Linked DNA regions of Homo sapiens: regions 2, 3, 4, 5 and 6 are each linked to region 1. Evidence: chromatin loops called from intact Hi-C (ENCODE). Cell type or tissue: Calu3. All regions are shown on one strand. Region 1 overlaps HCRTR2 (hypocretin receptor 2). Region 2 overlaps FAM83B (family with sequence similarity 83 member B). Region 3 has its middle 100 kb from the start of HCRTR2. Region 4 overlaps LOC101927189 (a long non-coding RNA gene). Region 5 overlaps LOC107986606 (a long non-coding RNA gene). Region 6 overlaps LOC107986606 (a long non-coding RNA gene).

Evidence for each region. Hi-C counts contacts between places; a loop is a spot of excess contacts. Peaks named below come from ENCODE experiments on the same cell type or tissue, not always from the same donor. Only the 100,000 strongest peaks of a DNase experiment are listed, where the experiment ranks them.
Region 2: a loop joins it to region 1, with 4 times the contacts of the local background. A loop is called at or near these places in 3 of 110 quality-filtered maps.
Region 3: it touches region 1 in a loop (4-fold over the local background); 6 of 110 quality-filtered maps call a loop at or near these places.
Region 4: it touches region 1 in a loop (13-fold over the local background); 59 of 110 quality-filtered maps call a loop at or near these places.
Region 5: it touches region 1 in a loop (8-fold over the local background); 7 of 110 quality-filtered maps call a loop at or near these places.
Region 6: a loop joins it to region 1, with 4 times the contacts of the local background. A loop is called at or near these places in 2 of 110 quality-filtered maps.

What each region holds. Positions count from the first base shown.
Region 1 is chr6:55,236,376-55,241,375 of GRCh38, forward strand. The region is part of intron 1 of HCRTR2 (hypocretin receptor 2); the gene reads left to right. Among named protein-coding and RNA genes, the nearest start is that of HCRTR2, 64 kb to the left of the region's middle. In Calu3, no CTCF peak of the experiment used is centred here; a DNase peak (open chromatin) is centred at 2,926.
Region 2 is chr6:54,874,064-54,879,063 of GRCh38, forward strand. The region is part of intron 2 of FAM83B (family with sequence similarity 83 member B); the gene reads left to right. Among named protein-coding and RNA genes, the nearest start is that of FAM83B, 30 kb to the left of the region's middle. In Calu3, no CTCF peak of the experiment used is centred here; DNase peaks (open chromatin) are centred at 2,508 and 4,878.
Region 3 is chr6:55,067,079-55,072,078 of GRCh38, forward strand. No RefSeq gene overlaps it. Among named protein-coding and RNA genes, the nearest start is that of HCRTR2, 100 kb to the right of the region's middle. In Calu3, a CTCF peak has its summit at 2,277 (motif pointing left); a DNase peak (open chromatin) is centred at 2,283.
Region 4 is chr6:53,984,277-53,989,276 of GRCh38, forward strand. All of the region lies in intron 2 of LOC101927189 (a long non-coding RNA gene), which reads left to right. Among named protein-coding and RNA genes, the nearest start is that of MLIP-IT1, 12 kb to the right of the region's middle. RefSeq lists an enhancer at 1-550. In Calu3, a CTCF peak has its summit at 2,052 (motif pointing right); DNase peaks (open chromatin) are centred at 155 and 2,065.
Region 5 is chr6:54,696,239-54,701,238 of GRCh38, forward strand. All of the region lies in intron 1 of LOC107986606 (a long non-coding RNA gene), which reads right to left. Among named protein-coding and RNA genes, the nearest start is that of FAM83B, 150 kb to the right of the region's middle. In Calu3, no CTCF peak of the experiment used is centred here; DNase peaks (open chromatin) are centred at 1,423 and 2,963.
Region 6 is chr6:54,619,072-54,624,071 of GRCh38, forward strand. LOC107986606 (a long non-coding RNA gene) reads right to left here. Exons shown (of 3, transcript XR_001744176.3): 3 at 3,268-5,000. Among named protein-coding and RNA genes, the nearest start is that of FAM83B, 230 kb to the right of the region's middle. In Calu3, a CTCF peak has its summit at 2,409 (motif pointing right); a DNase peak (open chromatin) is centred at 2,400.

The DNA of each region.
Region 1 (5,000 bases):
TGTTTTATATTCAGCAAGTGTTACTAAGGTATTTATTAAGATTAGTAGTTTATCTGGAGATTCTTTCACACTTAATAAGTATGCCCTCTGTGGATAATGATAGGTTTTATTTAATCCTTTCCAAACTTCATTATTTTATTTATTTTTATTGCTTTATTACCCTTGCTCCAGCACAATGCTAAATAGAAATTACCATAAAAGACTTTGTGCACTTACTCCTGATCACTGAGGGAAAGACTATTTATGTGAATTAGTATTTGTAGATATTAACTTTTGAGAATTTAGCTGTCAATCCCAATATGACAACTTGGAGGTGATGCATTTTTTTCTTCCTGCTTTAAGATTTTTCCTTTCGTCACTGGTTTTTCAGCAGTTTTATGATAATATAAGTGGGTGTGATTTTCTCTTATATTTATCCTGGTTGAAATTTATAGCACTTCTTATATCTACAAATATATACCTTTAATTCGTTTTGAAAAATTCTTAGATAATGTATTTGCCTTGCCAATATCTTTTTAAAGATTGCTTTTGTCTCATGCTACTTCTATACACACATATTGAGAATCCAATCACAGGTATAATAGAATTTTCACCATGTGTTATGCACACTCTTCTGCATTTTCCTTTTTTCCTCTCTGTTCTTTAGCTTGGATATTTTCTATTAGTTTGTATAATCCTATTAGATGGTTTTATCTAATCTTTCTTTCTGTTAAATCTCTTTGTTGTGTTTCCAGTTCACATATTTTTAAGTTCTATAATTTCCTTGGACTATTTTTCTATTTTTTATATTCTTTATAATATATCTACTTTCTTGACATTATTAATTCAATCATTTTAAAATTTCTGAAATATTTTATGAAAAATTGTAGAAATTATTTTATGTTCTAGATAATATTATCTTCTTTCACAGAGAATTTGCTTTTGCTTTGGCCAGCAGCTAGTGTTGGGACAGAAAACCACTATCCCGTCAGTCACTGGAGGCTTTGGAAGCTGGGCTTCATTCTTTAGGAGAGCTTGTCTACTTCAGATTTATCCCTATCAGAGTTCATAACTTGGAGTTACAGCTGAAAGCCAGGGTTGTTTACCTACTTGATAGGCCTTGAACTCCAATTATCATCTTATTTTTGGTTAGGTACTAAATTTCCGGCTCAGCATCTCATATTATCAGCTTTGTTCTCTGTTTCTCTTCTCCTGTTCTTAGCTAGAGTTTGCAAATTGCCAAAAACTTTGAGAAGAAAAGAGGCTAAATGCCAGAGCATCTCCCTCTTGCATTTTCTCCAGGATATTGGCCTTTGATGTCCCTTCTGCCTTAGTAGCTTTCCAATGTCTTAAAGAAATGTGTAACACTTCTGGTTGTTTTAGGTGGGAAGTTTGTTCTGCAGTAAGCTTATCTGCCGTTACCAGAAATAGAAACTATTTTGTAATAGTAAAACAAATGTATACTTTCGTACTACAATATTTAGTACTTCAGAGAACAATTGGCACTTTCTGGATATTCTCAACCAGGAGTATGTGGTTGAAACTGCACAGTTTTCTGGAGATGATTTAGGTTCTTCCCTTCTTACTCTAATTCTGTCACTGGTTGATCTTATCCACTCCACAAGCTTTAATCACAATTTCTATTCTGATGAATCCCAAATATTTACATGTAAAGAAATTATATCCCCTGGAGTATAGAACCATAAATCTAAATGCCAACTGGGTATTGACACTAGGATAACTCACAGGTGCTTCAAAATTACATATACAAAGTTGAATTTCTCATCTTCTATCTACTCTTACAAAGCTACCTCATTATCCTTTATCCCCTAGCTCAGTGAGCATCCCCAGCTGTCAAGCAATATACCTGCTAATCATCCTCAGTTCTTCTTACTCTCTCATCCTCATATCTAATCCCTCACTAAGGCCTGATATTTCAACCTCGTTATTATTTTTGGCATTCACCTTTTTCCATTTTTTGGTTACCAACTTGCTTTCTTGGAATTTTAAAACTGTCAGTATTAATCTCTCTGCTTGCAACATAAAGACATATATTTTCCACATATTCCGCCTAAGTAATCTTTGAAAAATAGTAGTAAGATATTGCCATTCTGTTGCTTAAAATCTGTCAGTAATTTTGTAATTTTCCAATTCTCCATAGTCTGTAGGACAATATCCAAATGTTTTAACTGAATACACACACACAGAAACACACACACACGCTCACACACATTTTATGATTCATACTTTGAGTTTAATTGAAAGATAGAACATCTATAAGATGAAAACAGTTGTAGTCAGAGATTCTGGTATGCAAAGTAGGAGAGAGAGCCAAGAACTAGAGGTATAACTTTGAATTATAATATTGGGTTGGTCTTCTATAGATGAGACATAAAGTTGTGAGAGTCAATAAGAACAACTAAAGAAAGATAATGAAAGAACAAAAGACAAGTGGATTAAAGACAGATATGCGGTGAAAGAGAAAAGCATTTCTACAGAAAAGACCCCCAAAATAAGTTCATTGCAGGTAGTAAGATGAACAGAAGTCAAATGTCTTGGGGAGGATCGGATTGGTTGCTTGTGTATGTTAATTAATGCAAAAGGGTCAAAGAGAAGGACTGACTTTATGGCCCTGTAGAACTCTGAGAACAGGGTCAAAATCCAGATGCATTTCTAAGACATCACACTGGGAACGGGGACTTGTAATGAGTTATCTACAAAGTGTAAAAAGATGTGGGTGACCAAAAGGTTGTCATTTCCTCCAAAACAAATTTTCCTGGAGTGAAACTGTAACTACCAGGTATAGTCATTAATAGAACTGCAGACACTAAGACTATGGAACCTTCCGTCTTCCTAACCTTTTCCTCAGGCCAGCCTTAAAGGCCTGTGAAGATCTATTAATAACACTGCTGTTTTGTTCTCTGGCAGCTCTTGGTGCCAGAAGGCTTGGTGCCAATTTGTGGTTGAGCCCCTCCTTGGGAGAAATCATGCCATTCAGAGACAGCTGATAAGTCAAGCCTATTTTCCCACTTTCTTCACTGTATTTTTCCTGTCTGAAGAACTTGTTTATGGATTTGATTTCTGTAGAGATAATAATCACAGGATTCAGTGGTATAGCATTCCTCTATGCATTTTCTCCCTGCACATTTGTGTGTGTGAAGATACTCTTTCTAAATCCCTTTCAAGACAAATTATTAATTGTGATATATTAATTATTCTCCACTGTACCTAACGGTTATCAACACTACAGAGGCACCATTGGTTGACAAAAGTGAGAGCTTTTCTCAACATTAACATAATGAGCAAGTGGCAATGAGAAAATATTTGTCCAATTAGAGACTTTTATATTTTCTTTTCTTGAGGAAATAAAACCCGAAACACATTTAAGATACATTGCTGTTTGTGCATAGGCGGTAAATTTTTTTTTTTTTTTTTTTTTTTGAGACGGAGTCTCACTCTGTCGCCCAGGCTGGAGCACAGTGGCACGATCTCGGCTCACTGCAACCCCCGCCTCCCGGGTTCAAGCGATTCTCCCGCCTTAGCCTCCGGAGTAGCTGGGATTACAGGCGCATACCACCATGCCCAGCTAATTTTTGTATTTTTGTAGAGATGGGGTTTCGCCATGTTGGCCAGGCCGGTCTTGAACACCTGACCGCGGGTGATCCCCCCGCCTCGTTCTCCCAAAGTGCCGGGATTACAGGTGTGAGCCACCGCGCCCGGCCAGTAAATAGTTTTGAAGTTTTATTTAATCCCAGCACTTTGGGAGGCCGAGGCAGGGGGATCACGAGGTCAGAAGATCTAGACCATCCTGGCTAACACCGTGAAACCCCGTCTCTACTAAAAATACAAAAAAATTAGCCAGGCGCGGTGGCGGGCGCCTGTAGTTCCAGCTACTCAGGAGGCTGAGGCAGGAGAATGGCGTGAACCCGGGAGGCGGAGCTTGCAGTGAGCCGAGATAGTGCCACTGCAGTTCGGCCTGGACGAAAGAGCGAGACTCCAGCTCAAAAAAAAAAAAAAAAAAAAAAAAAAAGAGTTTTATTCATATTCATATTAGATAACCATTTGGGTGGCACATTTCACAACACAGATGCACTTCTTAAGAGTCCTCCATCCGTCAGCGTTGTAAAAAAGGAAGTGGCACGTTTGCATGTAGTTCTTCTGAGACGGAGATTTAGGGACAACTTTGCCAAGGTGTGTAGGTGGAGAATGGGAGATTGAGACAGGCATATTGGCTCAGGAAGACAAGGGAGTAAAACTAGCAATAGAAAGGAGGGCCAATGCCGTAACAGTGTGATGGAGTGAAAACAAGAAAAAGGAAAATGCCTCAGGATTTGGTGGAGAGTTTGTTTTACCTTTTTAAGATAATACTCCTGGTCAGCTTCCCAGGTTCTTAAGTCTGGATACTGTAATGATTTTGGATGACTGCATTCCATGACCTGTTTCAAGGTAGGTTTTTTGAAAATAGGAGTTAAATATAGGCTTTCTTCCCTATGTATTCAGTTGCGTTTTTTTCTTTTTCATTTAGAAATGTTGTTTTATTTCACGTTCTCTTATTTATATTTAATTGAGATGGTGTTGGCCATTTTATCCTTCTTTTTTTTTGTTTTCTTTTCTTTTTTTATTTTATTATTATTATACTTTAAGTTTTATAGTACATGTGCACAATGTGCAGGTTAGTTACATATGTATACATGTGCCATGCTGGTGTGCTGCACCCATTAACTCGTCATTTAGCATTATGTATATCTCCCAATGCTATCCCTCCCCCTCCCCCCACCCCACAACAGTCCCCAGAGTGTGATGTTCCCCTTCCTGTGTCCATGTGTTCTCATTGTTCAATTCCCACCTATGAGTGAGAATATGCGGTGTTTGGTTTTTTGTTCTTGCGATAGTTTACTGACATTTTATCCTTCTTTAAACATTATTTTCTATCTAGAAAATCCAACTTCAAATAAATATACTCAGTTCTACATTATAAAAAGTATTACAATGAATTTAATGCTTAAAACTCATTCCGGAAG
Region 2 (5,000 bases), 360 kb before region 1:
TTGTGTTTGTTTTTGAATTTCAGTAATTTATATGCTCTCATTTCTAGCTTAAGTTATATAGTTAAATGAGCTCTTGATCATTTTGCTTTTATAAGCAGAATGTGATCTTTATAGTATTTCAAAAATCTATACTTTTTTACTTATTAATTTTATTTTTGCTAATTATCACTTAGAAATTGATTAGATATTTTTTGTTTATTTGTTTTGTTTTATTTCTTTCTTTTGTATGTTTGCTTATTTTGTTTGAGAACTTTCCTTTGGGAAAATTCAATTGTAGATAATATCTTACTTGTGCCCTAAAGGGACATATTTTAATTTACTGATTCTTTTTTTGAAACCCTTTCTATTTTTCACTTTGTGATTGACATAATTACATTTAGGTCAGACTTTACTTTGCAAAGTCTGATAGTGTCTAGCCAGACTTTTCCCAGGTAATTATTTGTCTGTCAAGAAGTGTTCCCAAGATGATATATGCACATATTCCTAATTACTGTGAACTCCTCTTATGAAAACATCCCCTCTAATTACTTAAAAAAGTCTTCTTTCATTAAAGTTTTTTTTTCCTAGCCACTCAGTGGTACGTATTTACAAAGTTATAACTTCTGAGAGTCTTGAATATCTGAATGTTTAACCACAATGTTATTTGCATCTCTGTTTCCTAATTCTAGGCTAGCTTTTTTTGTGAGATGTGAATCTTACTCTTGTGAAATATGGGATCAAGACACATAAGCAAAAGTCTAGTGAGAATTAGGACAGAGTAATTCCTGATGCGCTCTATACCACATTACCTGAGTTCAGGGCTTGGTTCTTTACTGAGTCACTTACTGAGTTCCTGGGTGTGTCTGTTATGGCCTTGGGAGGTATTAGTAATATAGAGAAATATTAACCATCAGTTGGCCCCACAGATGCAAAGAGGAAGATGAACAGGTGATGGGGAATCTTCTTGGGAGTGAGCTGATATTATAAAAGTAGAACTAGAATAGAGACTTTGTCACCAGGACTCTAACTAGCGTGGCATTAAACAAGTCATTGTACCTCCTCAAGTTTCTTCATTTATTTAGGAAAAGATATGAAGCAAAAATGTTTTCACATTTTTTAAATCTGGTGTTCCTATCCAAATCTCTAATACTGCTTACCAACTTAAGATTATTTTGATATGTTATATTCCTTGTTGAATTAGTTCGTGATAGAAATGATTTTTATTGTGTCGTGATATGTTACTTTCATCCGCATCCCTTTGCAACCATGTCCTGCCCAGCTAAGTGTTATTTATATGTTTATCTGTGCCTTCATTAGACTAGAATGGTCTCTGTCCTGATGTTCCTAATTTTTATTAAGAATTTCCTCTCTACCCTATCCCTGTCCCAACTCTCACCGTGAATTTTGTCATTCTTTGAATTTGAGTCAAAATTGATTTCTTCTTGGAAATAATATTTTGCTTAGTCAAATTTAATGACATTACTATCCTGGGACATTAAGTTGAACATTTCTTCTGTGAATAAAATGCATTACATGTTAATATATATTTATGTTTGAGTGTGTATGTTTGAGAGACAGGGCATGAGAGGAGAAGGACGGAAAGAGAGAGGGAAGAAGAGACGGAGGGGAAGAGGGAAGGTGGAAGAAAGGGAGAGAAAAGAAGGTGGGGAAGAAGAGGTGGAGGGGAAGAGGGAAGGTGGAAGAAAGGGAGAGAAAAGAAGGTGGGAAAGAGACAGGAGAGGAGGGAAGGAGAGAGAAAGAAAAAGATCTGGTTAAAATTGCACTGACTTCATCCTGCCAACAATTGCTGTGTCTGTATGGCAGTACTCTGTCTTTAACAAACTCGTGGTGCTATACAGAGAGACAACACATTCTATATCTATTTTATGTTTGTTGAAGCAAAAAATTAAAAAAGTATGAAAAAATGAAAATGAAATTGTTATATGAGACTTCCAACTTGGTTGCACACCAAAGTCGTCAGTAACTTAGAAATTTCAGATGTTTTACTCTGCAGTGTATTATCAGGTAAAGTCTAAGGATCCTCAGTGACTTGTATTTTTAAGAGACTTTATTTAAAAATTGACAACTGAGAAAAGAATTTAGCTTTAAAAAGAAAAAATACAGTTACTTATGGGTGTCAGTAAGTTTATCAGAGTCTTTGCATTGCTAATACTAACCAATACCTCTATTAATAGTTGGAAAGAAATAATTTAAAATGCAAGTTATTTAGGAGTGCATATATATATATATATATATATATATATATATATATATATATGTTTTTGTTTTTTTTTTTTTTGAGACAGAGTTTTGTTCTTTTGCCCAGGCTGGAGTGAAATGTCACAATCTCGGCTCACTGCAACCTCTGTCCCCCCAGGTTCAAGCGATTCTCCTGCCTCAGCCTCCCTAGTATCTGGGATTATAGGCACCCATCACCACGCCCGGCTCATTTTTGTATTTTCAGTAGAGACAGGGTTTCGTCATGTTGGCCAGGCTGGTCTCCTGACCTCAGGTGATCCACCCGCCTCAGCCTCTCAAATTGCTCGAATTACAGACATGAGCCACCGCACCCTGCTGGAGTGCATATAATTTATTTGATTGGGAGAAATGTTTTTGAGACTATTTCCTTTAGTCAGCTATTACTCTTTAGTATTTTTAAATTCTCTCTCTCTCTCTTTAAATATATATATATAAAATAAGCAGTGAGAAACAATTTTTGTAGGTACTGCACATGGTGTGTATAGTCCTCTGAGCTTTGAGGTAGTGTTACTGACTATGGTACAAAATGTAGTTCTATATATTTGGGGATCTCTGAAGTAGAATGTTTATTTTTTGTGATTGTTTATGTTTACTCATTCTTTCCTGTCTCTGGTTTAAAATAAAAACCAAACAGTTACTTATTGAAATGTGTAATATTTTCTGATGATACACCTTTAGTAGTTTGTTGGAATGGCAAAGCTAATTGTCATCATAAAACCTTGTCATAAAATACTGAGAATTCCTAATGCCTAAACACCTAAATTCCAGAGGGGTAGAAATTAGCAGTTTTACACACTCAGATGCCTTCAGGGCTAAGCCACAAAAATAACTGCAAAAACTCTGCAAAGGAGAAAGGGCAGATGGTAGTCCAATAGGGAATGAAAGGAACATGGAAGAAGAGATAACTTGACCAGACTTAAGGCATTCTTTAGGCATTTGTTATAGAGGTGATAAGCTTAGGACCTTAGGTACACATTGAGGCATCTTATCAAAAGTTAACTTTCATGAAAATAAGGGGATATTACTTTACTTGTCTGTCCTCTCAATGAGATGTAAAAAGTCATGAAGGTTTGCCATGGGAGCCTTTTTGAGATGATGAGTGCTGACATTTTGACACACTGACATTTTGCATTTTAAGGATTCTGCCTGCTGTCTTATAGTTGCTACAGATCCATCATGTGGCATATATTTTTATATCAATTATTGATTTATTTAACTAGTCACTCTTCAAATTATCTTGTAAAAAGTTGGGCGACTTTTATCCTAAGGACTGGAACTCACATCTGATTTTGAGTAATGAATTTATATTATGCAATTTAGTAACAATATCAGGTAACATGTATTGAGCACTTACATGTTAGGCACTGTGCTAAGCACTTTACATGCATTATCTTAAGTTGACCTTCATAGTAACCTTGTGAAGTGTGTCCTTTTATCCACATTTTACTGATGAAAAATACTGCGTTCACGTGGTAGGTTGGTCAGCGGTAATGAAGCAGAATGAAACCAAAATGCTCATAACTAGAAAGTGGTAAAGATTACATATTCCTAATCGGAGGTGTTTGAAGACCTGGTTGAGAGGGTCTAAGATTGAGATCAGTGGGTGTAGATGTGGAAGCATTGATTTCTAAATGAGTCAGGTAAAAAGTATCATGTGGTTGTTATTAGAAGTCAGAAGTCACTCACCTGGAACTGACAAAAGTTAATGATAAGTAGATGAGGTGCTAGTACCCAGAATGTAGACCAGGCCAGGAGGCACTGAAAGGAAATGCGTTTCTGAGTTCAAAGGTAAGGTAAATTTGAAGCAGGAAGAAAAGGAGAATCAGGTAATGAAGTTGTCCTTTGGCCTCTGCTGGGTTCAGCTATGAGGGAAATCAGTAAGTCTTTGGCCAACCTTATAGGTTAAAGGTATTGCAGGCCATTTATTCATTTAGCAGTTATTTTTTTAGTGCCAATGATGTATCAGATACTATTCTAAGTTCTGAGAATACATAGGTGATTAAAGTACCAAAGAAACCCTGCGTACCCTTGAATGAAGTTTACCTACAAATGGGGTTAATCAACTAATAAATAAGGAGTGCTAGCAGGAAGAAGCAAAACACAAATATGGTTGAGTAAAGGGAGCTGAGAGTGGTGGTGGAAGGTAGTTTGCAATTTTAAATAGGGTGCTCGGAGTAGGCCTTAACAAAGTGACATTTCAGCCAAGATTTGAGAAAAGAAGGAATAAGCCATGCATGTATTTGTGGGCAGAACACAGGAGACATAGGGGAAGCTTTCTTGTTTTTTAGAAGAAGAGCAGAGACCAGTTGTTGGACCCGACAGCAAAGAGGAGATGAGTAGAAGATGCATCAGAGAGGAAACATGGAGGCTAGATCTTGGGGATCCCCACTGGCCATTTTAAGGAACTTGGCTATGATTCCTGTAAATCAGGAATCTACAGGAGAATTTTGAGCAAAAGAGAGACATCAATTTTAAACCTGCTATATTTTAACAGTATACTTCTGGCTGTAATATTGAAAATTGACTGTAGGGGACTAAGAATGAGCATATCAGATATTACTAAAATAATTCAGGTGTGGGGTGATGGTATCTTAGATGGTCAGGTGGTGGCAGCAATGGCTAGTTTTTAGGTATATTTTGAAGGTAGTGAAACATGGGATGTGAAATAGGTTGAACAACATAAGACGACTTCAACATTTTTTGCCTGAGCAGTTGGAGTGATGGTATTGTCATTTGAGGTTGGTGTCAGAGGCCCCAAAGTT
Region 3 (5,000 bases), 170 kb before region 1:
CAGCAGCTTACATTTCTTCAAGGGAACTTTAGATTTCTGAAATTTCTGCTCCAAGATTTTGCCTTTATTCAATTATTTTTACTGCATACATTTAAGGTGCACGACATGATGTTTTGATATACTTATCCTGATATACATACACATAATGAAGTGATCACTACAGGCAAACAAATTAACATATCTATCATCATATAATTACTTTTTTGTGGCCAGTGTATCTAAAACCTACTCTTTTGGAAAATTGTCAGTATATAATGCAATATTTTTAACTATAGTCCTCAAATTGTACATTAGATCTCTAAATATATTCATCCTACATAACTGCAAGTTTGTATTCTTTGACCTGTATTTTCCCATTTCTCCCTTGCTCCAACCCACCCCCGTTAACCACCATTCTATTCTCTGTTTCTATGTCTTCAATTATTTTTTAAGATTCCACATATTAGCAAGAACATGAATTATTTTTTTTCTGTCTTTGGCTTATTTTACTTAGCATAATATCCTCTAGGTTCATCCATGTTGTTACAAGTGGCAAGGTCCTCTTTTTTAAGGCTGAATAATATTCAATTGTATATACATAAATTTTTAATTCATTAATCTGTCAACAGATACTTCAGTTGTTTTCAGATCTTGACTATTGTGAATAATTGCTGTAACTAATATGGAAAAGCAAATATCTTTACTAGGCGGTGCCTTTACTCCTTTGAGTATATACCTAGAAGAGGAATTACTGGGTCATATGGTAGTTTCATGTTTAATTTCTTTAGGATTTCCATACTTTTTTCCATAATAGTTGCACAAATTGAATTCCCCACCAACAGTGTACAAGGGTTTCTTTTCCTTGATGCCCTCACCAACACTTGTTATTTCTTGTCTTTTCGATAAAAGCCATCCTGACAGGTGTGAGATGATATCTTGTTGTGGTTTTTATTTGCGTTTCTCTAATGATAGTGATGTTGAGCACATTTTTATATAATACCTGTTGCTCATTTCTATGTCTTCTTTGGAAAAATGTCTATTCAGGTCCTCTGCTCATTTTTAATGAGGTTATTGTTATAGTTATTCCTATTATATGCTATTGAGCTGTGTGAGTTCTTTACATATTCTTATGTTAACCCCTTATCAGATATATGGTTCACAAATATTTGTTTCCCAACACAAGCCATTTCATTTTGTTTAGTGTTTCATTTGCCCTGGAGAAGCTTTTTCTTTCTTTCTTTCTTTCTTTTTTTTTTGATGTAGTCCTATTTGTTTATTTTTGCTTTTCTTACCTGTGCTTTTGGTGTCATATCTGAAAAATCATTGCCCAGACCAATGTCAAGAAGCTTTTCTCTTATGCTATTTTTCTTTCAGAAGATACAGTTTCAGATCTAATGTTGAAGTCTTTAACACATTTCCAGTTGATTTTTTAAAAGATAAGGGTTCAATTTTATTCTTTTGCTGTGGATATCCATTTTTTCCTATGCCATTTATTGAAAAGACTATCCTTTCTCCATAGCATCTTCTTGCTGCCCTTGTTTAAAATTAATGGACTGTACATACCTGGGTTTATTTCTGACCTCTCTATTTTGTTTCATTGACCTACATGTCTCTTTTTATGGCAGTGCCACACTGTTTTGATTACTATTGCTTTGTAGTAGAGTTTGAAATTAGGTACTATGATGCCTCCAGCTTTGCTCTTTTCATTCAGGGTTGCTTTGGCTAGTCAGAGTCTTTTGTGGTTCTGTATGTAGTGAATTTTAAGATTGTCTTTTCTATTACTGTGAAAAATGTCATTGAAATTTTGGTAGAGACTGCATTGAATCTGTTGGTCACTTTGGGTAGAATGAACATTTTAACAATATTGAAATGTCTTCCAATCCATGAACACGGGATATCTTTCTGCTTACTTGTGACTTCAATATTTTCATCAATGTTTTATAGTTTTCTGTGTACATATATTTTATCTCTATGGTTAAATTTATTCCTAAATATTTTATTTTATTTTATTTTATTTTATTTTATTTTTGGAATAGCATTCCTATACACTAAAAATAAACTATCTAAAAAAGAAATCAAGACATTGCTTTTTAAAGGGCCTGAAGGGCAACCCAGTGCCTTCTCTGGACTGGACTCCTGGAGTCTTCTTGGCATTCCTTCCCTTCTCCACGTTCCAATGAGCACACCACAGTCTCTTCTTAGACTAAGTGCAGGACCCAGACTCTTGGACTTTTTTCAGAACTTCTGTTCTATTCCTATTTGTCTTTTCTCCAGCTGCCTCTCAACCCTCCATCTGTACTGCCATCTGCTGGTTACGAACAGCCTTGTTCTTTAACAGCTTTGTTTTGGATCTAGTTAATATCAAGAAATAACCACGGTAATAATAAACAGTAAAAGATGATATATATTTAAAAATTATTGTGGACAAAACAAAAATTTTTTTATATCATGGAACTTTAACAATAAAATAAATAAAAATGCATTTGATATTAGATAGAGATAACTGCTAACAAGAACAAAATAAAAAAGAGAAAGGAGTATAAAATGTCTTGGAGGTTAAAATTTGTGATGGGGTATGTAGGGAAGATCTCTTTAAGAAAGTGACTTTTGAATAAACATTTGAGGAAGTGAGGAGCCAGCCATGTGGCTACCTTGTGAAAGACCATTCTAGACAAAGAAGAGCAGGAACAAAGGCCCTGAGGTGACAGCAAGCCTGGCATGTTCAAGACACAACAGAGGAGAAGGCATTGTAGATGGAGAAGGAGTGGTAAAGGTTGTGAGTGGTAAGAGAAGTTTTCAGAGAGGTCATTAGAACCAGTGCATGTAGGGCTCTTGTGGTCATTGTAGACATTTTGCATTTGATTCTAAAGCAGGGTTCTGGACAAAAGAAAGATATGACCTGTTTCATTTTTTAACAGTACTACTCTAGTTGCTTTATGGATAATATATTGTGTCTTAGAGATGTCAACAGATTTACTTAACCTTCTGAGACTTAAAGCCTAGGTGCCTAACCAAAAATATATCTAAACTAGTCAAATTGGTAACAAAAGTGGTTTAACCCAGAGCCAGTGAGTAAGACTTACCGACTTTATAGAATAATCATGCTTCTTAAAGCATCACAAGAAGATTGAAAATGCAACCTAAACCTAGGAGGGTAAAGTAGAATGCACAAGCCAGGGAAGCCTTACCTGAAATGCCTCTACGGCAGCAGTTCTCAAATTTCTTGATTTGGAGACTTCCCGGAACTTCTTATTCTTTAAAATTATTGAAGACCCCAAAGACTCTATGATTATGTGGGTTAAATACATTGGTATTTACCATAATGAAAATTATTAATAAATTAAGATACTTTAAAAATAGTTATATGTTTGTTCACTCAGGAAAGACAATAATAAATCCATTATGTTTACATAAATAACATAACTTTTTGAGCAGTAACTATATTTCCCAAATAAAAACTTGAGTGGGAAGAGTGGCATCATTTTACATTTATGTAAATCTCCTTGACACCTGGCTTAATACATAACAGTTGATTTTTTCTAATCTGCTTCACCATTTCTTCTTTTAAGAAAACACACACCATGTAGCTTGTGGAAAACTACACTGTATAATAAAGAAAGTTTGAGAGCAAAAAACACAGATAACACCTTTTTTGATTATTAAAATATTTTTGACCTGTGGATTTCCTGAAAAACAGGTCTCTGAACTACACTTTAATTTTTACACTCCTGTAAAAAAAGACAAGTTGTTATATGTATAAGGATCTACTTTGCTCCTTAAAACCTATGCCAGTGTCTCAGTAATAGAGGTAAGATGAATTATTATAAATCAGAATAAAGCATAATGAATATAGTAAAATTGTGCTTGGAAAAATATCCTAACCACGTGAGATTTGCACACCTAAATTGTCTTATATTGTTTAATTTGGCACATTCTTTGTTTTTCAAGTTTTATTATTTTTATTAGGAAATACAAAGAATATTAAGTTATTTGCGGGGGTTGGGGCACAATCTTTGTCTTGAAGTATAACATTTTGGCAAGAGATAGGGTGAGAAAAGAAAAATTCTAAGGAAGTAAAATGATTTGGGTAAAGACCAATTCCCTGTGAGTAATAATTGGTGAAAGATACTTTTTTCCTATTTTTCTTCATGACTTGGGACAGAGTTTTAGCCATGAGGGCAGTATTTATTATAATTCAGTGGACATGATGAGGTCTCCAAAAGTACTTAAACTAGACCTCTAGATTCAATTTAAAGTCGTATTCTAATATCTCAAACTAAAAAGAAAATTGTGACTTTTAATTCTACTTCTTTGAATTTCTGAGGCAAATTTCAACAAAGATTCAATCATATTTTTAAATTAATTCAATCTTACTTTAAAAACAGTAACGTTTGATACAAATAAATATACAATAAGGAAAAATCTCTACTTCAGGAAAAAAATCTATCAGCTACTGTTTTATAGTGATCTTAATTTCTTTTAGCACATTCAGTGGCAGAAATTATTTTATTTGATTGTGTTTTCTTTAGAAAAATATCCTTTTATTAGTTCTTGAACTATTACTAGCTTTCACAACACAAAATTTAAAAGGATTAACTTTCTAATTTGTCAAAATTATAATAATAACCCATATTTAAAAGATAATCAGAAAAAAACTTAAGATTTGGACATTGTATTTTTAATTTTTATATTACATGGTAGTTATATCATGTAGTGACTTCATTAACAGAGAACTTAGTTCAATAGTTATTTTCATTTTATGTTAATTCCTCAATTATTTGGTTTTATATTATGTAGGACATATAAGGATAAGCAGGTTATATGTAATTTTTTAATCAGCATTTTAATAAAAATAATTGAAGTCAACACTGAAAAGAAATGTGACCTACAACATATCACGGCATAGCAAAGCTTATTTTTGTAGCATGTGCCAGCAAATACAAGGCACTTGCCGTGATGCACACATACATATCTTCCTAGGCACCTTCATTCATTCTGCTCTCAAATTGTTACCTTCAACA
Region 4 (5,000 bases), 1.3 Mb before region 1:
ACTCAATCATGCGTCAGAGTATAATTATCCCAAATAACTGGAAAAGCATATAAGTGATGACATGACTGTGATTCATTTCCTCTGTGTGGTCATTGTCTGACTCTGTGGAATCAAATGTTCATTTGAGAGCCAGGGGTGCCTGGGACCTGGGAAAAATGCACCCCTGCCCAGGATCCTCATTCTGTGAGTCACACACACAAAACCAAGGGTTGGTGAGTGACAGCTAAGACCAAGGTTGGAACCTACTCATAGGAGAAGCTTCATTTTGTTCTTCTCCAGCAGCGCCTATATAGCCACTTCTAATCTGCAATTCGAGGGATGGAAGGGTGTATTCAGTTTTTCTTCCCTAGTAATTTGAAACCAACTTGATAACAGCTTGTTCAAATGAAGAATGGATAGAACATCTGTTTAAATCAACTCTGAGAGGCAGAAACGGAACTTTTGTGTGCCTAATATTCCCATTGGCTAACCCTGTCCCTAAGCCTCCGTACCATGGCTTCTGAGAGTTTTTGGCCAAATGCCTAGTGGGAGGGCATGGTCCTGTTGGGAATGGTTTTTCTGCTTGGAGATGGCTTTGGCTTAGCATCTTTCTGTTCTCCAAGGCTGTTTACTCTGCCACCTATCCAGAAAGAATTTTTTTTTATGAGTCCACAATTTTTCAGTCCTGGAAAATTTTACAGTGTTTTCACAGACATTATTTCATTTGATGTTCATAATCCTTCAGGGTAAATAGGGTAGGTTGCTGGTGTCCGCGCATTATGGATAATGAATCAGAGATTCAGAGAGGATAAATCTGACTTCTACTCCAAACAAAAAGCAGAAAAATTATAGCAGAAGAAGCATATATCATTCTAGTTTTCAGCATATCTAGATTAATTCTGATTCATTTTTAATTTCAGCTGAATATGTTGTGCTTTCTCTATTGCTATCCTGGGGTTCATTTAGGGTGGAGCCACCTAGACATCATATACATGCCTTGGCTGCATTTACATCTCACCCCTCCTGCTTCCCCAAGTATAATCACCCCAGTGCTATGAAACCGATTAGAAGAAAATGAAGTGTTCAGTGCTAACTCCAAAATTCCAGGTGCTATGATACTGCTGCATACATCCAAAGGGACTTCTTACTTTAAGAAGCCCCCTTTTAAATGAAACTCTTGACTTCTTAGTGTTGCCTCAGAAATGTGCTCTTCATTGCAGAGAATATTACAGAGAATGTTCTGCTGCTTTGTGGAGGAACCATAGGAACTGTGCACGATCTTTCTTACCACAGAGTCACAAGGAGAAAATTGGCAGCTTAGGAGACCAGCCAGCTAAATGAAATGTCAGCCAACAAACAACTTAAATGCTCTTGGATCATTTTTCCTCTACTTTATCAAGTAGTTTTAGTTTGGGGGAAGTCAACAATCTTCTATGTTGCTTCCTTACTCAAGATTTCTCTGTCTCTGTCTTCTGAGGCATTTGTTTCTTTATGCCTGGATCTGCCACTTCACGTTTTGCCTCTTTTTCCATATCTACCTCTGACTCTATCTTCATCTTTTTCTCTCTCCCTTTATTTTCTTTATTTTTGGTTTCTCTCTTTCATTTTCTCTTATATTGTCTGTCACCTTGATTTCTATAAACACGTAATTATCACTAACAGATTAAAGAGCTTTATAAATGATGGTGAAAATTTGAAACAAATTTCTTAAAGAATCTTTGAATCATTGTGTGTGTGTGTGTGTGTGTGAGAGAGAGAGAGAGAGAGAGAGAGATTTAAGAGAGAGAGAGAAAGAGAAAGGTATTTATTGTTGACCTGTGATTTTCTCAATCCTAATCCTCAAATGAGAGTTGTAGAACTGGGATTGGAACCTGCAGCCAGCTAGGGACCACATCACACTGCCTTCCTCCTAGTCTCCAAACATATAACTGAAATATTATTGTATCTTGCTCTTAGTACCTCTCCTGTATAAATGCGCTCATGCATTTCTTTTCAAATAACTGTAATTCTAGATACATTTGCATAAATAGGATTAGAATCTTGCAAAAGTGTATTCTATCCAAAGGGTGTCTGCACAGGAGAAGGAGGCCAGCAGGTGTCAGTCTCACCTCAGAAGAAGAGCTGAGAATAGTTTCATTGTGGTTTTTCTTCATCGGAGTTTGCTTTTTTGAATGAACTTTCAAATAACCTAAGTTAAGTTCTTGTTTGTTTTAAGCAAACTCTGGGTTGATTTAAAAAGAAAGTAGGCTATCTCAACCTCATACCACCCCACAACCTGAGTTGTATACGGATTATTCTCTTGTTAAAAACCCAGCTATTGGATTGGGATATAATTTTATTATTGCTGGGCATCTGGGCATCATTTAATAGGTACTTTGAAATTTTTTTAATTGCATGGTAATTGAGTCATGATAGAGAAGTGTCCCTTTGGATGAGTGCAGCAGTATCATAGCACCTGGAATTAATTTTGGAGTTAGTCATCATCTGTACCAACCACACATTCTCCCACCCCATTTTCAGCTGAGGAAACAGGTTCAGAAAAGATTTGTTCAAAGACTCATGGCTGTGAGGAAGAGGGTCAGCATTAGGACTAAAATCAAGAGCCAAGTGGCTGAGTCTTTAATGAGCATATTCAGATTGACGGGGCAAAGCAACATCAGGCCCTAGTGGGCTGTCTGGATCTGCAAATGTTCACAAGTGATTATCTTCAGTGTAATCCCCATGGCAACATAGCAAAGTGCCTGCCGTAGCTGGATGAGAACTATGATTATGCTAGAGAAAGAAAGAAACTCCTAGGGACAGCTTGATTGAGGAGGGGTTGTTATGCATGTCGCCTCGCAGTGTTGTTTCTCCTTAGGCAGCAGTGGCAGCGATGTTTGAGAGGGGCCTATGGAGCTTGTTTACATAATCAACCGGAAAGCACTTGTCCATGTTGGTCTGTGCCCAGGGGCTGACAAGCAAGCCAGAAATCACTCTGGTTTGTGTTTCTGTAGTTCTTGAAGATGTTTAAAGATGGTCACTCCTCCAGATGATTTCTGCCATTTGCTATGGGGATCACCACACCCGAGCAAGCTGCAGAGCTTTAGGGTAAGGAACAGATGTGATGGTAGTTTTTCCAGAGTAAATGCTTGCCAACCTTGGCTGACGAAACTAGGCTTAACAAACATGCGGACAAGCTCAAGGCAGGCCTCCCCACGAATTACTTTCCCTGGGTTTTAAAAATTGGTTTACAAATGTTAAATGTTTTTTGTTAAAAGACATGTCTCTATAAATCAGAGCCTGCAAGTGCCTTTAAGAGAGGCAACTAAGTAGCACCCTAGTCTAGTCGGTTAATACCACTGCTGTAGACAAGAAGGTGTGTTGCTGGATTCTGCTTCAAGGATGGGCTTGCTGGCCAGCTGTGGGGGGTGCAGGCATCAGGCAACCCATAGTCTTCATAGCCTTCTGTGTCTGCCTCAGCTGCAGAGAGACGCCTGTCCTTTCGCCCTCAGCCTGAGCAGCCCACCTCCATTAACTGAGATGGAGAGAGGGATAGCGGCCCAGCCACTTCTGCCTAAAGGGGCCATCTCTGTTGGATCCTACACTTCTGAGCTCCCAGTTGGGTTGGTTCAGGCTTGTTGGGCCTGCATGGCAATCCTTCTTTTTCCTTTGCCAAATCCATCTTTGTTTGCTGCCATTCACAGGTGTTGATCCAAAATCTATCTTAGTATCTGCTTTTAGGAAACTCTGCAACAATCAATCTATCTTTTCTGCTTGGAAAAGAGTAGAAAAAAAGAAATAATTGGACCCTTAAAGTAAATGCCTAAAAGCCTTTTCAGATAACTTACCTTTTCAATAATTTTTATATAAGAGAGGAAAAGATTACAAGTTTTTTAGTCTCAGGAAAGAAAAATTATCTAGTATTAATACTATAAAAGTAGTTAGTTATGTAGTAAGTTGACTCTTAACATAGCCCACTTAACCACTTTTTACAATGGGAAGAAAAGTTTCCTGATTTCTTGATTTATGAGGCTCCAAAAACTCTTGTTTTGAAGGTTTTCACACTCAGTTCCTGTTTAATTAATAATTGCCCTGAATGTTTTCCCATGTATCTAATTATGTTTTGCAGTTCCATCAACCTTCCTAGCTAGTCTCAAAATACCAAAACGTTGCCTTGCCCTTGTTGTGGGTGTGGTCAAGGTTTCCTCTCTTGGGATTTCTTGCATGGGGTATGAGGGGTGGTGTTGTGGGGGAGAAGGAGAGGGATGCATAGAGTGGAGAAGAGAGTGTAGGGCGCTCATCCCTAGGGCACCAGCCTCTACTCTGTTGCCCCAGAAATGTTTCCAGACGTGTATCTGGACTTCACCCTTTAATTACCTAATTGGGTAGGTTGTAGGTAGTATGGAATCTAATGAACTGGATCAGGGAAAAAAAAATCTGAAGGAATAAGTGATCTCTCCTTGAAGGTGCTGCAGAGGTAATGAGCAGAGTTAATGAGTGACTGATCCATGGTGGTGGTCAATTTAATTTGAGTACTGAGGTTGAACACATGCTAGATGTAATAGAAAGCAATATTCATATGCAACACGTTGGGTTACATAAAATCTGGAAAGCTTATAATTTAAAAGATACAGACACACAAAGCAACGATTCAGGCCAAGCCAGATTTAGAACTGTTTTTTAATATGAGACTGAGGGATGATATCCTGGATCTCACAGGGGCTGGATTTTGCCTGAGTGTTAGAGCTAAGATAACATCTTATTCTTGTCTATATTTCAAGAAGCATTCTTATTAGGACCATCTTCTAGAAGAAAGAAAGTTACATTTAAGAAGATTGAAACGTGAGTCAGTTTTCCGTATTGGAGAACGATGAAAAACCAAATATATGAATTCTGAAAATTTTGTGAAAGTAGACACCTTAAAAAAATAAGAAAACATTATGAAACAGAGTTGGTCTTCATTTTTAGGTTTAACCAATCCTATTAATAATATATAGATATACTTTTGTCATAAAAATATTGTTTAGGTTTTACTCAGTAAG
Region 5 (5,000 bases), 540 kb before region 1:
TGAACATTAAAAAAGACATAAACCTGAGCTTGCTGAAATATTACACTAACACTAAATTGAGAGTTAAGAAGGGCCAGTAGTAAAGTATTAAATGATTTATGCTTTGCTTCAGTTTCAAGTTAAAATATTATCTACATCAGAATAATCAAGATAGTAATAATTAAGATCAATAACTATAATTAGAATTTAGATATTTGTCATTGAATATTCAATTTTACTTTAAAAATTATATATATAATATATAAATTACAGATATACTTTTTATTGTACTAGGCACTGATAAGTCACAAATCTACTGATTTGTTTGCAATCAAAGAGATTATAATCTGATTGGGAGGTTGAGAGTAAGGGCCATGATGATAGACAAAGAACAAAAACTACAGCAATATAATACATGCTCTAAAAGAAATATACCCAAAGTGCTAAGAGATTTCCAACATGGTGAAACCCCATCTCTACTAAAAATACAAAAATTAGCCAGGCATGGTGGGGGGTGCCTGTAATACCAGCTATTCAGGAGGCTGAGGCAGGAGAATCGCTTGCACCCAGGAGACAGAGGTTTCTGTGAGCGAAGATCACACCACTCCATTCCAGCTTGGGCGACAGAGTGCTAAGTTTTTTCACATAAGGGATCAAGTAATGTTTTACACAGCCAGTATCATTTCTATTGCATTCTTAAGGATGGTGAAGTTATTAAATATACTCTAGGTTGATTAACTCCATATACATTTCCACATCATTTTTGCAATGTCACTTTCCCAAACTCCCTTGCATCTAGATGTGGCCAGCAACACAATTATGGTCAATGAAACATAAATAGAACTCTAATGGGGATTTTTGAGAAAGTCTGCTGTCATATTTAAGGCTCTATCCTCTTTTCCACTTTGGCTTATTTATACATCTTTTTGCCTGGACTGTGGAAGGGGTGGCCAACATGCACCAGTCATCTTGGCTAAAGGAGAGAAATTCACTTTGACACCTCAGATCTCTAAGGAACACCAGCAACTACCTATCTGATTTAGTCTTGTTGCATGAGAAGAAGTAAACCCCTACTTAGCCAAGCTCCTGAACTTTGTTAGGTCTTTTTCCTTGCAGATGAACATTGCTAACTACTGCATAGGAGTACATGAGCTCACTTATCAAGGATATGTTGTGAATGTAAAAATAAAATCAGCCATAGGGAATCCACAAATTAAAGTCCATAAGGCCAGAGCTGGTAGTAGAATCTGAGAAGTCCACAGGTAGATTGAAAGGGGAAATATTTGAGAGCAGTTTTTTGGACAACAAAAAAGAAATGGCTTTTCAAGAAATAAATGTTCTCATCTGTCAATTGCTCTGAAATGTGGGTAAAAGTAGACTCTATTGAATTTGACCATTAGAGGGCATTGGCGTTTTGGAGAGAGCAGATTTCGTGAAGTGTTGACAATGCAAGCCAAATTGCAGTGGGAAGGGAGCAAGCAGATGTTGAAAACAATGAAAACAGAATGATGAGGGTACACTTTTAAAACGGCAGAAAGAGACAGGATAGTGGTTTAGAGAGAGAAGCAATGTTGAGGGAAAATTTTTTTTCACTTTAGGATAGAGCAAACTTTAGAAGAAAGCTTCAATGGAGAAATAATAAAATTTTAGGGACACGAGGTCATGGAGGGAGTGGAAGACAAATAATGGCCAAAGGTTCTATGGGACAACCAGAGGAATATTCCCATAAAAGAGGGATATCCATGTCCTTTGGAGAGAAAAGAATGACTATGGATATAGGTGTGTGGAGATAGGAAAAAGGGACACAGACAGAAACTACTACTAATAGTCTTTGTGAGTTTTTTTTTTTTTATTGTTGTTAAAATGTTCAGTCAGCTTCTCTGGTAAGTGGGTGGATGTAAGGTATAAGATTTTAGGAATAGATAAGGGTTTAGAGCAACCAAATGAAGAATAAAATTGGACAAGGAGTCCTGGAGGACCCAGGAAAGTCTTGCAAAGGTGAGCTGAGCAGCCAGCTAAGACTGTGACCTATTGGTTCTTCAATTATCCCTAGCTTCCAGAGACTGACAGTTCCTCTTTCTACACAGGTGTGGGCATGGGGCAGATTATTACATGTGGCTTCTCCTTGTTTGCACCCAACTGAAATTTTTATAAAATGAAACAGTTACAATAAATATCAAGGGAAATTTGGAAGAAGAAGTTAGAAAAGAAAACAGAGAGCCTGAGCGGGTTGGAGTGTGGCAGGTAGAGGAAGTCGTTCCTGTCTGTTTTGCCTTATCGAGGGAGTGATTGTGGATGGATGATACAGACTTCCCACCGTTTTGGGCTCTAGATCTTGCTGTTCTTATGTCTCCCTACCGCTTCTTCAGAGTCACACAATCCAGTGCTTAACTTTACAGTATCTCTAGAAACATAATACCATGATTGTAACCTCAGATTTTCTCTCTTAGGCATTTGTAGATGTTGCCAAAGTTGTATAGATTCTAAATAAATAGCACTTTCATCCACATCTGCTTATATGACACACATATCTATATGCGCATTGTATTTTTTTTCTAATTTATGATTTCATCATATTGTAGAGAAAAAATGATTCTAAAGTGAGATTGGCACTGAGATTTTAATTTTCAAGGGAATCTTTGAAATATTATCAAAGTGAAAAATAAAAATAAATATTTCAGCCTCAGAAAGATATTCAGAAAGTATTCAGAGTCCATGATAAGTAAGGAAATTCTTTCTTTTAGTCAAATATGTTCTTAAAATGCTATGCCATCACAGCTTTTGAATCTCCCTCTAGGATTCCCCGAGGCAGATGATTATTCTGCTGAGACAGAGTATCAGCATTTTGCTGTGGGTTTCCCCTCAGTGAATAGCAGGGGACTTTTTTCAAAGACAAAAAGACCTCTGAACTGTCTCCCCAAAGCTGTGATTCTATCAGACGTGGGCAGGGTAGGAATTTCCTTTGCTCAACTCAGAATGAGTGAGACAGCTGTCAAACCTGCTATACCTGCCTACATTCTCATGCTTAGGGCGTCCTTACTTCATCATTCCACCCTCTTAAAAAAAAATCTTCCAAAAAAGCAAGCAAGCATGTGACTAAAGCCACATTCAGCAGCACTAGAGGTTTTGCTATCAGCCCAGGAAAAAATTATTATAAATTCTCAAAGTATCAACCTCAAATAAAGTCTTGAGTTGCCATTATGTGAAAGGTTCTACGTTTCCTTAGAGGAGTGACTTTGGAATGATTGAAGAATGTTAAAAGAAGGTTAATTCAGGCACATAATAAAAAACATGCTTTCTTTCTTCTAATGAGAACTTTTTAGCTGTGGAAGGGCATGTGTCTACGTGCCTTTAAAAGCAGAAGCTGATTAAACTCCTGTGAAAGAATCCTATAGTAGTAGAAGTTTGAACTAACACAATTCTAAATTTCTGTTCAATTTGGAGTCAATAAGTAAATATATTGTCCAACATTTCTCAAGTTTTATTTCTGTGAGAAGTTAATAGGTGTGATTATAGAAAAACAGTTCTCTGGTCAATTTATGTTAGGAAAACACAGCAAACTATATTTACTTTTTTAGGTATATTGTTTACATTAATATATTAGATCTTTGAGTAGGTTCATATTTTAACCAAACGCTTTACAAGTGTTTCTAACTACAGAACTGGCTTTGTTTTGTTTTGTTTTCCAGGTTTTTAGAAGAAAGTTTTGTTTTGTTTCACTTTGAATTCTGGCTAATTTGACACCAGGCACATAATGCATAACATAAAGGCTTTAACATGATATATTGCCTTAATAATATATATATTTTAAGCCATATGCCAAATTTTGTATCCAGTATTCAGAAAACAAAAGATCTGCTCTTGAAGTATGTTTTTAAAAAGAATATCAAGTTATTATGACTTATGTGAGAATTAGATCTCACATAATATTTATCTTCTAAGCTATGATACATAATTCAAAATTCTTTACCGTAAAGCCTGTAACTACTTGAGGGCTGATGTGTGGCTTAACTAAATAATTTGCTCAGAGGAAGGGTGATGCTGTTGCCTGCCCAGAATCATTGCACCTGAGAGAAGGGAGGGGTCATTATCTCAGAGTAACCACACACCCTAATATTGTCAATGCTACACATGAGTGCTGGTGAAAATCATTTCCGTCATAAGGCAGAAATAATGATTAACTTCATTTTAAAAATCCTATGCTGATGTAGCTTTCATGAGTCAGCTACTTCCTTAAAAATAACTCTCTAAAAGCAATGTGGTATCCTGGATTGGATCCTGGAACAGATCAAAGATATGAGTGGAAAAAAATAGATATAATCCAATTAAAATCTGTTTTTGTTGTTGTTGTTTTGAGACAGAGTCTCACTCTGTCACCCAGGCTGGAGTGCAATGGCATGATCTCGGCTCACTGCAACCTCCCCCTCCTGGGTTCAAGCGATTCTTCTGCCTCAGCCTCCTGAGTAGCTGGGATTATAGGCGCGCCCCACCATGCCCAGCTAATTTTTGTGTTTTTAGTAGAGACAGGGTTTCACCATGTTGGTCAGGCTGGTCTCGTTTAGTTAATATATTGTAATAATGTTGCTTTCTTAGTTTTGACAAATATGCCATGGCCAGGCGAGACGTTAGCATTAAAAGAAGCCAGTCAAAGAGTATATATGAACTCTAACATCGCTGCAGCTTTTCTGTTAATTAAAATTATTCCAAAGTAAAATATAATTTTTAAGCATTTTAATAGGAGAAAAGAAGTGTTACTTTCCTTTTAGTGATCCTAAGAATCATGGTTTCTGCTTTTGAAGCTGAAAGATGAGCATGCATGCTCTATGGATTAAATATGAGAAAGTATACTATATTTAAAAAACACCTAAAAAATTACCTGAATGAAGTGTAATTTTTAAATCTTATAGATGGGGAAAGGTAGGTAATTTTGTCCTTGACACCAGAATATCTTTTAGGGAGAGTACTCTCTTTATTTAAAAGTATAACTTGTTAGGCTTTGTAGGAGAGACCCTAGGAGCAAA
Region 6 (5,000 bases), 620 kb before region 1:
CAAACAACATGCATGCTAATTGATAATGTTGAGAAAATGACAATCAAAATGATTAAGTGAATAAAATGAAATTGTTTCATGTTTTTGTGATTAACATTTGACATATGTCAGTTGAGATATCTGATATATGTCAACAAAACAATCATTAGACTCCTCTCAGCAAAGTAATGCCACAAAGTACATCATGCTATTATAATTCTGCCAATGTATTCAGTGTGATTTCTAAATATAGAACACTCTATAGGGCACTTGCTGTTCAAATCACTATGTAGCTTCCTTTGGTTCTGTATCCAGAGGTCAACACATGGTGGAACGAAGAAACCCAGTTTCTAATTCCAAGCTTCCATTTACTCCCTGGGAAAGTCTATTTAGAACACACAAGTAGACTTTTCCCAAACTATGGCCCTAGCACATGCCCCACCGATTTCATATTTATCCTTGGGAAAGCCACATTATCCGTCTTTGTGATATTGCCTGTGTTAGTAACTGGAGTTCATAACTATTGTCAGTGTATGTGTATTAGTAAAGTAATTTGTTTGTTGCTGTGCGCAGGCAAGTTCAGCTCTTTGGGATGAATATGCTGCAAAGCTGTGTTCTATGGACAAGTATTTCTATTAATATACATTTTTCCAGTAATCCAATATGAAAAAATTAACACTATTTATTTGTATTCATGTTCCCAAACAGACTTGATTTTTGTAAGTGATATGGGGTTTAATCACAATGTAGGAGAAAAACCATCAAGTCTAATGTCAGAAGTCTGAATTCAGCCTCAATTCCACCAATTAGTTCTGTGAACTTTCATGAACTGTTAAGCAGTTTGGGCCTCATTTTCTTTATATATAGTAACTAAGTAATACTGTTAACCTTCTTATTTCTTTATTACATATTGGATTTTTTAAATGTAATATGGTATACAAAATTTTAGGAATTATTATTGCCATTGTTGCTTTCGTTGGTAATAGCAGTAGAAACTATTGATGGCAGAACACTGGTATTGAATGTTTTGTTTTGTCCAAATAAGACTATGCTGTTAAAAAATCTCAGCCTAGTTCTGTATAGAATATAACACTGAGGTAAATTAGATTTTAATATCACTGTTTCACAATCTTTTTGGGTCTTACCTATAGAATTAACAGTCCAGCCTGCTTGAAATGAAGCTTTTCAGCCTGAGAGAAATGATTATTACTCAAACTAAGGATTTTTTTTTTATCAGGAGTGAGTGTTCTACATTAGTTGCTGGATCTTTTCTCACCTAGGCTGAGAGATTACTGGCAGTGGTGTGAAACAGGTGGAGGAAGTGAAATGAGGGAGTAAAGTGGGTGCTCTTGGCTGTGCTTTGAATCAAATGTTCCTTAAAGTCTTTTAAAAAGCAGAGAGGAGCTGGTTTGCAGCTTGAGTTCTCTGCAGAACAAACTCTGAGTTGGAGTTTAACTAAAAGTTGTTTATCAAAGTATCCTTTGGATCAGTCTCTGTAGAACAGAGAGAGGAAAGCAGCATTGAACAGAGCAAGACATTGAGTTGTGATGCAGGCCTAATGAACTTAGGTTAAAAAAAAACTTATGATAAACTTATTATAAAAGAACACAGATGAGTTTGGGAGCCAATCCTATCAAGGTTTTAATACTGACTGCTTTTGCAGTCTCCCCTCTTGTGGTGGATTGGGTACTGGTTAATGATGTGAATTCTGCACTAAAGCCACCTTTCTTTGTCCACCTTCTAGCTGTGTGATTTAGTGAAGGCTAGCTTGCTTCTCTGGACTTCAATTTTCTCATCTGTAGAATAAAAGTAACCACCTGCACACATAGAGTGTGCCTCAGAGACCCCACAGAGAAGCTCTGGATTTAGAATGACCCTTCAGAGTGACAAGGATGTGGGCAGAGATGGCCCAGCCTCTGCATGCAAGGAGTGATCTGTCATTTAGAAGTGGACTGCCCTGGGAAAGGGTCTGACTTTTATTAAAGCAGTTGGCAGTATCCAACGCAATCGCTGGAGGGGCTGGCAGCTGAAGGCTCTCTACCAATGCACAACCATAGCAGGGGCAACAGGTGTCTTCCTGAGAGGTAGTCTAGGCACAGTGCATGGCCCACAACAAGCCCCTCCGAGCTGAAAACTTTCATAGCTGGAGGGAAGGCAAAGGAGAAGTAAAGGAGTGGGGAAAAAAGAAAATGAATGCTTATTTAATATTTGTTATGTTCCACACACTGGACTAGGCACTCTCTTGGTTATCCCATTTAATTCTTAAAACTCTCTCTGTGTGCAGGTGGTTACTTTTATTCTACAGATGAGAAAATTGAAGTACAGAAAGCAAGTTAGTCTTCACTAAATCACACAGCTAGAAGGTGGCCAAAGAAAGGTGACTTTAGGGCAGAATTCACATCATTAACCAGTACCCAATCCTGCCACAAGAGGGGAGACTGCAAAAGCAGTCAGTATTCAAGTCTGAACAGGATTGGCTCCCAAACTCATCTGTGTTCTTTTATCTTAATATAACCTAATGCCCTATCTGATCTATTTGACATGAAGATTATCATTGAATATTGAACAAATGTTTAATGGCCATCCAGCTCAACATGCATTCTAGAGTAGCTTTAGTGTTTTGTTTTGTTTTCTTATAGTAGTTGTTGTTTTTCTCTGTCTGTTTACAGTGCAGAGAATTTCTAAAAATGTGAAAACACTTATCAGAGAAATGTTGTATTGTGTTACAAATCAGGATAAATACCTTGGTTTTTTGAGTAATTCAAGCAAAATCTAATGGAAAAATGATGGAGAAGAGAGTTCATTCAAATACTCCCAGTCCAAAAGCCAATTAACATTGTTATCCTGATATTATTCACTGTTTAATACAGCAGAACAGTTTTATATTTCTGAGTGAAGTTATGTTTTGTGAAATGAAAAAGATTCTTATCAGTTAAATCAAATGAGTTCCAAATTGCAAGCTGCTGATATTATGGCTTTCATAATATGTCTTCAATAACACAAGGAAATAGGAGAGGCAAATATTTCCATGTGAAAATTGCAGTAATGTTCAGCAACTTGTAATAATTAACTCTCTCAAAATCTGGTGCTGTGCCAGATAAATTATTTCAAAACCACACTTTCTTTTTTCATTTATTTTATTTAAACTTATCATTTATCACGTTAATAAAGCATTTTCACTGAGGCTGTTCTTTAAAACACTAAAACAAAGATTATTAACCCAAATTGTCCAAATGATAGATTTTAAAACATGTCCTGAAAGCAGACAAAAATAAATAAAAATAAAAGCACCTCTTCAAGATTTTAATAAGGAAAAAAAAGGAATGTTCTCAATATTTCTACAGCAATTCTACAAACTTAGAAATAGGACAAAACCAGCACATTATCTAGGTAATAAAATGTAGCATCTTTACATTCATTGCATGAAATAGTGACATGCATTGATGTACAAAACACATGTGTTTCAAGGTAAGTCAACTCTGATTAATGAAAATGTAACTGAACTTGAAATTCAAAGTTAAGGGCTCTATACCAAGCTATGCCACTTACTAGTTATATGACCTGACTGGATAAGGCATCTCTCTAAACTCTAGGTTTTTTATTTTTAAAATGAGAATATAAAATAACTAATTCTTGTGGTGTTGGTAGTATAAATTTAGGCAATATATGTAAAATACACTTTATAAACATTCAACATTAAATCCTAATGCCTGTGTGATATTATGATTCATTTCCATCTGTGGTTCCTAGTTCGTAACTTTCATAATCATTGTCACAATCTTGGTTATAATGTTGGAGAAATTTAGGGCTCAGAAGCAAGCCTGAGGAAACAAAAGCTTTCTCTCTGAACTTCTGTCTTCCTTTTACCCACCCGAGATAGGACTATAGTCCAATTATAGGTCATAAAACCCTCATTCTAGAGAGGGTCCTGCCCCCTACTCCAGAGGAAGGAATGCTGTACAGAGAGATCAAGAAGAATCTGAATGGACAAGGCTTGCTGAGTTTAGGCCACATCCTTTTTGTCCAATCACATTTTGACATAGTTGTCCATGCTTTAATCATTGACAACCAATGAATTCTCCATAAAAGGCCCAAAGGATGGAGTTCCAGGAGCTTCTGGAGAGCTGAACACATTGAGCATGACAGGAAGGTGAAAAACTCTTTCACATGCCAGGAAGTTGGTGCACCCCAACTCTACAGGGACAGAAGCTGCTGCACTTACAAATCCTCCCAGACCTCACCCCATGTATCTCTTCATCTGGCTGTTTATTTGTATCTTGGAAAATATGCTTGATAGTAAGCCAGTAAATATGATTCCCTGAGTTCTGTGAGCTGCTCTAACAAATAAATCAATCTCAAAGATGGGATCGTGGGAGCGCCAACTTGAAGCCAATTGGTCAGAAGTTCCAGAGGCCTGGAATTGCGACTTCAGGGAAGGAGAGGATGATCTTATGGTGTTGAGTATTAACCTGTGGGATCTGACACTGTCTCTGGGTATATAGTATTGGTACTGAATAGGAGGACACCCAGCTGTTGTCCACTGCTTGTTGTATGGTTAAAAACCCCTCACTTTTGGTCAGAGAAGTCTTCTTCTGTGTTGATTATTATTGTGGTGGTGTGAGAGCAGAAGAAAAACCCATTTAAGAGAGTACTTCCCAAAGCACTGTGTATACAGTAAACTGTGGTCCAATGGGAAAATACAAATTAATATAGCCAATAACAGTGTATGAGAAGCTCTTTCTCCCAAAACTCTTGCCAACACAGTACATAGCCAAAAATCATCTTTTTATTTGATAGAAGTATGACATATTTTGTTTTAATTCATATTTCAATAATTTTGAGTGAAATTGGACAACTTTATACACCTTTAAAATATCTTTCTGTTATGAACTGCCTGCTCTTCACCTTTGCTGGATCGATGTATTTTACATATTAATTTATAAGAGCTCTTTAAAAAATAAGGACATTAATATATTTAATATGTCCGACAAATATTTTAGACATTTTTTTCTCTTCTCATT